Linked DNA regions of Homo sapiens: region 2 is linked to region 1. The links are chromatin contacts, found by Hi-C or POLR2A ChIA-PET in ENCODE. All regions are on one chromosome and are shown on one strand. The core of a region is the stretch at or near the end of the contact, and the rest is flanking DNA. Distances in the headings are between cores, read along the strand shown. Region 1 holds the start of LIMCH1-AS1 (LIMCH1 antisense RNA 1). Region 2 holds the start of SLC30A9 (solute carrier family 30 member 9).

The links. Hi-C counts contacts between places; a loop is a spot of excess contacts on that map. ChIA-PET counts read pairs that join two places held with the same protein, here RNA polymerase II (POLR2A). Pooled maps may share reads with other maps.
Region 2: a pooled map shows a loop between it and region 1 (5-fold over the local background). The contact joins the promoter of SLC30A9 here to the promoter of LIMCH1-AS1 in region 1. A Hi-C loop is called at or near these places in 3 of 50 pooled maps. POLR2A ChIA-PET finds 5 or more read pairs at or near these places in 2 of 52 experiments (MCF 10A and WTC11).

The regions. Positions count from the first base shown.
Region 1 is chr4:41,691,017-41,696,036 of GRCh38, reverse strand. LIMCH1-AS1 (LIMCH1 antisense RNA 1) reads left to right here and starts at 3,240. Exons shown (of 3, transcript XR_002959789.2): 1 at 3,240-3,495. It overlaps LIMCH1 (LIM and calponin homology domains 1), which reads right to left. Exons shown (of 32, transcript NM_001330672.2): 31 at 3,653-3,755.
Region 2 is chr4:41,987,816-41,993,079 of GRCh38, reverse strand. It overlaps SLC30A9 (solute carrier family 30 member 9), which reads right to left and starts at 2,550. Exons shown (of 18, transcript NM_006345.4): 1 at 2,320-2,550. The coding sequence starts at 2,428. RefSeq lists enhancers at 2,379-2,518, 2,799-2,878 and a silencer at 2,450-2,669.

The sequences.
Region 1 (5,020 bases), core at 1,991-4,490:
TTTGTTTCACTTAGAATGCCTATGACGTAAACCACCCTTCACATCTATCCATCTCCACTCTTCTCAATTTAAATCAAATTTTAAAAAAGAAAGAAAAATGGTTTTTAGCCTTTTTTTTTCCCATTCTGACTCTTTTATTGCATCTTGGATATATTTGACCAATACAAGCATATTTATACTTCTCAATCCAAATTATAATCCCCTCTACCTATTCATTCCTAAGGTATATTTATTTCTTAGGACATCAGCAAAGAATTAAACAGTATTCTCAGATGTGCTGGTCATTCTCTCTGTCATGAGTTAACTTAATTGAAATTAGCCTAAAGATATTAATGTTATCTGGAAAAATGAACATGGGAGAAGAGTTAGGAAAATTTTGGAAAAAAATAATTGGAAAGAAGGTGACCCTTATTACCCAATATTAAAACATATTATGAAGCTACAATAATTAAAAACATTCAGTAATGGAGAATAAATAGGTTAATAAAACATAATAAAATATCCAGAAATAGACCTAAATATATATGGGAACTTAGTTTATGAGAAAGCTGGCATTTCAAATTAGTGAGAAAAAGAGGGGTTATTCATTCAGTGATATTCATACAAGTGGCTAACTGGAAAAAAAATCAGGCCAGATAGCTACCTCATTTTTTACCCCCAAATACAATCCTGCTTATGACATATTTACATGTGAAGGAGAAAAAAAAAAACAATTCTAGAAGAAATCTCAGCTAAATTTATTTATACACTTTAAATGAGAGTTTTCCTAAGAAACCTATAATCCAAAAAAGAAACATATATTTCTTTTATATGTATTAAATATATATATTTAATTACATAAAATGAAAATCTTTTGTATGAAAATAAATCACAGAGTGGGAAAACTAATAACCACAATATGCGGCAAATATAACAAATGGCAAATTTCTTTAATTTGCAAAGAACTCATACAAATCAGGTGCCAAATAGAAGAATGGGCAAAGGCTAGGGAAGCACTTTACAGAAAAGGAAATATAAATAGTGAGTAAACATATGAAAAGATGTTCAAACCCATAATTATGGAAATACAGATCAAAGCAATGAGATTTTTTCCCCCACCAAGCAGAGTGGAAATTTTTAATGTTTGATGATATCCAGAGCTGATACAGGCTTGGAGGAAATAAAGGGGGTCTCTCATACATTTTGCAGGGAGAGTGCACTTTTCTGAATGATAATTAAGCAAGATGTCTGAAAATTTAAAAAGCACATGCCTTTTACGTCACCTGTGCTACTGCTCAGAATCTATCCTATGGAGATGCTCTGAAATATTCACCAAGATATATGCACAAGGATGTTCATTTAAAAATAATATTAAAAAATGGGAAACCACCAAAGTGTCCATTCATAGAGAATTAGTTTTAAATTATAAGTCCACACAATGGGATTGTATGCCGCTATTTAAAAGTCATTAAAAAGAAAAAGGAGACACAACATGTTATCTGGAAAAGTTACCAAGATATATCATTAAGTTCAAAATGACAGCAACAAAAACCAAGTACAGAACACCATGACTATATGATCATCACCTATGTGAAATAAAAACCAACACAAATCCAGGTAGATACATCATACTTATATGTATCTCTGTGTGTACATGTGTGCAAGTGTGTGCATACACATGTACAAACATATATTCTGCCCCTACCCCAAGAAATTATTGGAAGGTGATTACAATGGAGATCTGCCCTTTTAATGTGGTGTCTTTCTGAACAATTCAATTTTTCTAACATTATAGCATCTGTAACTTTTATTTATTCATTGAATGTCTATAGAAGCAGAGAAAACAATGGGCCTTGTTTTCTATGGTAAATCCTGGTAAAACACTGCATTTCACATATAAAATAAAGAAAAAATCATTTTTGTGGCCTACCTCCAAATCACTTTCTTATTTTTCAGCTGATTACAGGAACTCCATGGTTTTGAAATTAAAAGCAGTTAATGCCCTTTATATTTGTATATTTAAGAGAAAAATTCCTGGTCTTGAATTAAAAAGCTAATTTCCAAAAGAAATGACAAAGAATCACCCAACCTCTCAATTTAAAAAAATCTAGATGAAAAGAGGTCACTGTCACCCAGAGGGGGGTTCAGGTTGTTCTGTTGGCATCCTTCAAGCACTTTAAATTATTAAACAAACTCAGATCTACAGCACTTTTCAAATCTTTCTGAGCAGTCCTTCAACCTAACAGTGCCCTCTTCTGGTTCCATAAATTACATTCACTGTGGTTCACTGAGGTAGAGAAAAAGAATAATTTATAGAAGACGATAGGAAAATTCGCATTGAAATCTGGGAGAAAAGAGTTGTTTTCCTTGTTAGCATATAAAAGCAAAAGTCCAGTTTAAATAAAATGTATATAATTATTACCTATTATACATGTACTATATATGTTAATTTGTGTGTATATATTTATGATATATGGTATACTATTTATATAATTTAATATATAAAATACATAGTATAAAAACTAATATCATGCATGATCTAAATAGTCCAGTTTGATAGCAGCGGCTCTAAGTTGGAACTGTTTTGATCTCAAGTCAAATATTTATTATAAATCTAAACTACCTGGGTTTGATTAAATTTTTATTTCCCATTTTATTAATAGGCATATTTAACTGAATTTACTAAATCTATAGCTATAAAACAAATTACCTTCAATTTTTATTCTCAAAGTTTTCAGTCTTGCAGAGATTTGAGATCCATGTAAAAAGGCAGTAAAAACGTGACTTCACTTTGAGAAATAGTCATTCTTGAATTTCACACTCCCTATCTTCACTCCAATTTTTTAAAAGAGTTTCTGACTGATGAATCTGCACTAAAAGGTCTTCTGCTGTCTAGGTGACCCACCAGAAGGACTGTACTCATGATGGAGAATGAGGAAACATTCCGAGGCAAGCCACTGGCCATTTTCAGATTTTCTAAACAGCGGCTAGGCAACAGCACCCCCTGCTGCCCCGCAAACTAACATGCACCTTCCACAGTAGGAGGCCCGGATGCAAGACGGGAAAGCAAGCAGGCTTCTCACTTACTAAGGCAGCAAATAATTTGTTAAGCGCATATTGTTACTAAGATATTGTAGAGGTGGGAGGTGGGGAAGAATCCACAGAGAAGTGGAACCCTCATTGTTGTCTCTCAAGGAACTTTCCATTCAGTTGGGAACACATATGACGTAATGAAACTCCTGAATGTAGGGCGTGGAGACATTGATGAGTTGGTGCTCGATCTGAGAAACAGTGGAGAGCCGCTCTCCACATTTAACCATCCCCAAATGGTGCCAGTCGTCTAAAGACATGCCTGAACAAGTGACAGTGTTTGACAGACCTTATATCTCCTTTCTATCACACCAAAATCTCTGTAGTGAGCTCAGGCAATGTTTTGACCTGCTGGTGTGCTGATGCACTTCAGGATAAAAAGAATTGGTCCACATTGTAGCAATAACTTCCAGGAAGAAACGAGTGGTAAATATCTTTTCTTTTTTAACCTAGATGTTAAGAAACCTTTCTCTCAGATTAGAGTGTCAACGGCTGGGGAAAAATATTTGAATTCCTAAATTGGGTCCTATGGAAGACATACGATTACACTCGGTCATCATGAGGCATTCTCCCCAGTACTTACTTCTGGATCGCATGTAGCAATCATTACAGTTCAGGAGACCATTTCGAATCCTAACATCCGTCCCACTCACTGCATCTCCAAGCTGGCCTTTACAAATTCCACACTATAGGGTAAAAAGAACAGACATCATAAGATGCATAAGGAATTGTTTCTTTCTAATGCTTAGTTACTGTTTATGTGAATAGCACAATAATCCCTTCTACAATCACCACATTTGTGGAGCATCTATTATGTGTAAGATGCTGCACCAGTGTCAACTTACAGCAAAAGCAAATATACAGTTAGCAATTTTAGCTTAATTCCTTGCATTTTACAGAGAAGGACACTGGTTCAGTGAGGTTTGTTGGCTTGTTCCTAGGTTGTGGAGCTGATAAGTGGTAGCAGGTTGACTCCAAAGCCTAGCGTCTTAACCTCTATCATACACCGTTTCTCAATCAAAATGGAAGAACCATTTTAAACACATTAAACCCTAGTGGCTTTAAATAAACACATGGCCAATGAGTTATCAATTGAAATGTGTCCATCAATAATCTTTAAAGGCTTGCCAGCATCGTTGCTAAGTTCTACCAGATCAAAATTTCTAGGAAGTACCTGTTCCATTTGTTTATTTTATTTATTTTTTAAGACAGTGTCTCGCTCTGTAGGCCAGGCTGGAGTGCAATGGCATGATCTCAGCTCACTGCAACCTCCACTTCCTGGGCTCAAGCAATTCTCCTGCCTCAGCCTCCTGAGTAGATGGGATTACAGGCGTGTGCCACCACGCCTGGCTATTTTTTTTTTTTTTTTTTTTTTGTATTTTTAGTAAAGATGGAGTTTCACCATGTTGGCCAGGCTGGTCTCGAACTTCTGACCTCAGGTTATCTGCCCACCTTGGCCTCCCAAAGTGCTGGGATTACAGGCATGAGCCACCGTGCCCAGCCTGCTGTTCCATTTTATATTTCCACATTAAAAGCAGTGATATTCAGAGCAACAAATCCACTGGGAATTTCCACCAACACAGGCTGAGTGCAGAAAGAGACTGTAGGATATACTTGGATGTTTGTACCAGAAGGGTAGAAAGGCAGTGGAAGTTGGTGTGGGTGCCAGCCTCTTGCAGGGGGACCAGGATCTAGCCCCTAATTCATGCTCTAAGGTGACCTGGGACAGAGTGAGGCTTAATCCAAATTATGTCATAAGCTGCCTCTACATTGCAAGAGTGGGGAATAAATCCAAGAGGGGATGTACCTTAAAGCATCAGGCCAGCTCCAGGAAGTGAATGATTAGAGTGAATAAAGGCCTTGAGAGTTAAGAAGGCAAGTCTCCTGACCCTTGAGAATCTGCAAAGAGCCCTTACCACCTTGCTTATTTCTAGTCCTCATAAAGTTTCTG
Region 2 (5,264 bases), core at 1,301-3,800, 300 kb before region 1:
AATTACAAACAGGGCTCTCATATTTCTTTTAGACAGTTTCTATTTTGCCTTTAAAGGCATTCCTCATTTTTAAGTATTCAAGCAATCCCTCAAGGTTTCCTCCTCTCCTTATGCTTTATAAGCTTTTCCCAGCCACAGGCATTTTAGAAGCATAAACTAAACCTTACTTCTAGACAAATAAAAACAACTGTTTTTAGATTTTCTTTCTCCAAAAGTTCTTCAAATAGTCTTCTCACATGCATCCAATTTAAATAGTACTCTTTTTCTAAATGATTTTTAAATTTTGCCATAATAATGGTTGCCCTTTTAAGAAATGCTTCATTACTGAAACTAAATTTTCACAAAGTTATTTTTAAAAACCTACTAAGCATTTTTAAGTGTAAAAAAAATTTTAATTTTTTGTAGTAATAAACATTCCAAACAACTTTGCAAAGTCATTTTGACCACTAAGGTAGGTAATAATTATCTGTGTTTCACAGACAGATGAGACAAAGAATACATAATTTTCAACATAATGACAGCTACACAGAAGAGGGATTACAAATTACACTGTTTCTTCTCCTTTTTGCCAACACTTAAAGGGCAGTTTAGACTAAATTTAACAGCCACTGTAATTTCAGTGTAAAATGCCAAAATTGCTTGGTCAATAGAAACAATTGTGTTAGAAACTTACTTGGGGATTCTGGAGTACAGTATAAACGTATGATTCATTTTTCTTTTTCTTTTCTTTTTTTTTTTTTGAGACAGGTCTCACTCTGTCACCCAGGCTGGAGTGCACTGGCATGCTCAAGGCTCACTGCAGCCTCAATTTCCTGGGCTCAAGCGATCCTCCCACCTCAGCCTCCTGAGTACAGGCTAGGATTACAGGCGCGCGTCACCAAACCAGGCTAATTTTTTGTAGAGAGGCAGTTTTGCCATGTTGCCCGGGCTGGTCTTGGAACTCCTGGGCTGAAGCGATCCACCCACCTCAGCGTCCTAAGGTTTACAATCTTCCTGAGGATTAGCAGCATGAGCCACTGCACCCAGCCGATGATTCATTCTGTCCATAAGGGAACCTGGCAGTATATTGCCAATATGGAAAAACTCAACAGTTACACTTTTCTATCACTACCAAAAAAGCCCTGGGAATAGTGCTGTTAAAATTTATCCGTTTGAAATTCTAAGATTCAGCTTTACATTTATTGCAAATAAAAGATACGAATATATTCTAATTTATATCCACAGCATAGTTACTATAGCTTATATTACATAAAATCTCGAATGACTGCAACTTCCGACTTCTTTCAGGAGGTCACGAACATGTTACAGGTTTTTTCAAACCTATGTTTTTACAGACAGCTCACTATGTTGCCAAGGCTAGCCTAGAACTATTGGGCTCAAAAGATCTGCCTGCCTCAGTCTCCCGAGTAGCTGGACTACAGGAGCGCACCACCACACCTGGCTTCGAACATGAATGTTTCGGTAAATACTCTCTGCATCCCAAGAATGGAGGGATTAGGTTAAGGGTGGACTTAGTTCTGTCTTCTCCCTCAGAGATCCTATCAGTTCTCAGTGTCAAGCAATGTGTGTCAAGCTACGGCAAAAACGAAGGTAAGCCTGATTAGTTCAATGTTATTTTGGAAACTCTCAAACCATTTAAATTTGAGTCAGAAAAGAATGTTGAGAGAGACGAAAATTCTCTTCAACCACCTTTTTTTCTGGGTTACCACTACAACTGCCACCTTTTCACCAAAAAGACTGCTCAGCCGAACTGAAGAGTTTCTTTGTTTTTCGGACCCAAACTGGGTTCATTCAATGATTGTCGGATACTTTCGTACTTCTTCCAAAAGATCCGTAGTGAGTAGCACCCCTCCTTCCTTTTAGAAAATTTAAGAAAATAAGTTGGGAGAGTAAGAAAAAGAAGGCCAAGAAAATCTCAACCAAGTGCTAAATGAAGGTGCGCTGGAAAGCTCCAAAGACCCTGGAACTTTGCGGAGTCCGCAATTTCCAACCGCGGAGGTGAGTAACCGCGGGACACCGCGATGCGCACGTAACATTTTGTTTGGTACAAAGCGGTAGGCTTCAGAGGTGCAATCCGGCCCGCGAGGTGCCCACAAGTTCCCGCGGGGGCCATGCTAGGGCTGCAGAAGGCATCAGAGTCAGAGACCTGTCAGGACCCCCGCGGGCTGCGCAGGCTGAACTGGAAAGGCGGAGGCCAGAAAGGAAGGTTCTGAGGTTGGCGAAAGGCAAGTGGGCGAATTGCCCCAGGCGAGGCGCCGAGCCCAGCCTGGCCCTCCAGTTCGGCTTCTACGGAGCCAGCGGCCAGCGCGGGACACTCACCCTGGCGGTCGCTGGGATTACAGGCCGCCGCCCTGCATCGCAGACGGAGCCGGCACAGGGAGGACCAGCTACATCTGTGGGCCGCGGCGGCGGCCAAGCCGGGTAACATCCTGGTGGGGCAGAGGCCCCTACTCGGACACCGCCTTCTGCCTCCGCGCCGCCACCGGTACCAACTGACTCCATAGACTGGACATCAGCGAACACCGATGGCTTCGCCGCCACAAGCTGCCTGGGTGACCCGGAAACGGCAACGTCATTTAGCGACGCCTGCCGTGGAGGTAGCGGAAGTGACGTAACACGTTGAGCACCAATAGGGAGGCCTTCCTTCCCGGGGACCCAGACTCCCAAAGTGGGGAGGGCGTGGCTGCAGGGGAAGTTTGGTGTCTGCCGTCTTCTTTTGCACCTGTACTTTTGCGCTTGGTTGGAAATCACGTAAACTGTTTACATCTTGTTCAGCCAGGAAAGCTGTCCTTTGGGAGTTCTACTTATTCCTTTTTTTCTGGACTCGAAACCGGGGCCGTGGTTTCGGAAATGGGAGGAAAGATGGGAAGGATGGACGCAGGTTTTCTGAGCCTCTCTACCTAGAGCCTGCCAGGATAAACCCAAATTAGAACCAACATGTCCAGTACTCTCCGAACGTCTGCCACGTACATCGTTCTCCTTGTTAACACCAGTGTGTATCCAGTATCATAAAGGCAAGTACACACTTCGGAATCAGCTACTTGCCCTACTAATCTGTGAACCTCAGATTTTTGCCTGCAATATAAGAGGTTTTATGTTCATGACAAGTTAGGGTAAACGGAGGTATGCAGACTTCGAAACATTTTGGTCCCAGGGAGAAAGAAACCTGAACAGTATCCACGTTAACTGTTTCTCTCTGCCATGCTCATTCAGCTCTTAACTCAAACTCAAGAGAGGCCTTCCTTGACCACCCTAGCTATGGTAGTCCTGGTCATTCTCTACCCGGCTGTCCTATATACTTTTCTTCAAAACGCTTATCACTATTTGAGATTTTTTTTTCTATTTTGTGTCCTAGAATAGAAAATAAGCATCATGATGCTGGAATCTTGTCTATTTTGTACATGGCTGTATAAAGCCGCTAAAACAATGCCTGGCAAAAATAAATTGAATGGAATGTATGGTGGTTTGTTTTAAAGTTAATCTGAGTCGCTTATCTATATTACTGCAAAATAACTATCTCGGGGAAATTTAGTATGTCCTTAATTTTTAAAAAAATCAACAAGTCTCTTATACTAATTGAGATAAGTATAACCAAATGAGGAAAGAGATTATCGTTAAGAATGGTAAGCAAATTTAATTTCCTATGACAAACATAACTTAAAATATTCAGTGGACAAACATTAAAAAATGATGTCCCATAAATGTAGGCTCAATATTACTAAAAAATCTGAATATTACTGGAAAGTTACTTTCCCTTTCTTGTAATAGATTTTAATAGAAATTCAACTTTATGAAGTAAAAATACATAAAGGCTTACCTCTTATTTTATGGTAACTATGCAAACATCTATTAACTTTTATGGATAATTCTTTTTGAACAAAACTAATCTCATATTTTGGATTCTTAAAATGGCTTTGGTTTCAACTCGTTTTAGGCAAGCCTGATCAAAACTTCTCAGGTTTTATTTTTAATTTGTGCGATAGGATTATTATTTTTATTTTGTTTAGCTGTACTAATCATTTTTAGAAGAAAATGTTCCTTTCTTGATAAAACTTTTAAAAAAAATACATTTTGTGCAGAGTTCTTAATTTCCATAACAGCCCACCTGATGTGTAAAATATGTTGGTGCACAGTAAAATTTCACAGTGTGTGCTTTCCTGTCCTTCTTTTTCCTGGTATAGTTGGGGTGTAACTTGACTTAGACACTACTAATTGTTATAAACCTCCAGTACCCTTGATTTGCCAAATAAGTTTGAAGAACAAAGTGTATCATTTTCTGTTACCTTAACTCTCACAATGCTGTATCACATAATAAAGCCTCAACAGACTTGGATTAAAATAACTCTGCAGTTGTCTTGGTATTTATACCTACATATCATGATATACTTATCCTTTTGGAAAGTCTTTGAAACTTCCCCAAGTGCTAAAACTTAAGATAATGTCAGTTTTAGAGTTCCTTAGGGGAATTTCCTTTGACCCTAAATCCCATCCTTACCAAGAGACTTTGTTTTTATGCTCCATTTGAGACACATTCAGCGTTGCCTACCTATACATAACAGGTAAGATTCTAGTATCATAGGGCTTATTTTCTATTGGAAGAGGCAGCAAATTTATAAATAAATATATTGATAATTTAAAACTAATAGCAGCAGTAGTAATATTAATCATTTACTAATTGCCAGGCCCTCTGTGTACACTGTCTCATTCATAATACCTTAAATAAGTTATAGGTAGACGAAGAAACCAAGGCACAAAGATCTTGATCTTAAACACCACTCTTTCTAAGTCAATGGGTACTTGCCTTTGGAAGAAAATGTGATGTCTTCTCAAAAGACTTGAATGATAATATGGTGTTCCTATTTTTTTTTTCCTGGAATGTAGGTTAAGAGAGAATTTCCCCAGATATTTTTTACTCATGTGATCAACATGGTATAAAATTGTCCAAGTTTCATGAGGATACATGATATAAATAGATGCCTAAATATAGGGAACTATTAAGTCAGATAGATAGAAACAGAAGTAGGAAAGGAGTGAAGTGTCATTTGATTATTACCATACACCATAATTCCTGCAAGGTTTTCCATTAACTCTGAAGAAGTTCCAACATCTTTCAGAAATTTGCTTGTGCAATTGAGCTAACTACTATTGCTTGGTTTCATCCTGTCTATAGCTTTGGGAAAATAACTCTGATCTTGAGACAAACTTGACTGGTTATCTGGAAAACTGACTTAGATAATCCATTACAAAATAAAGTAAGTGGCTCT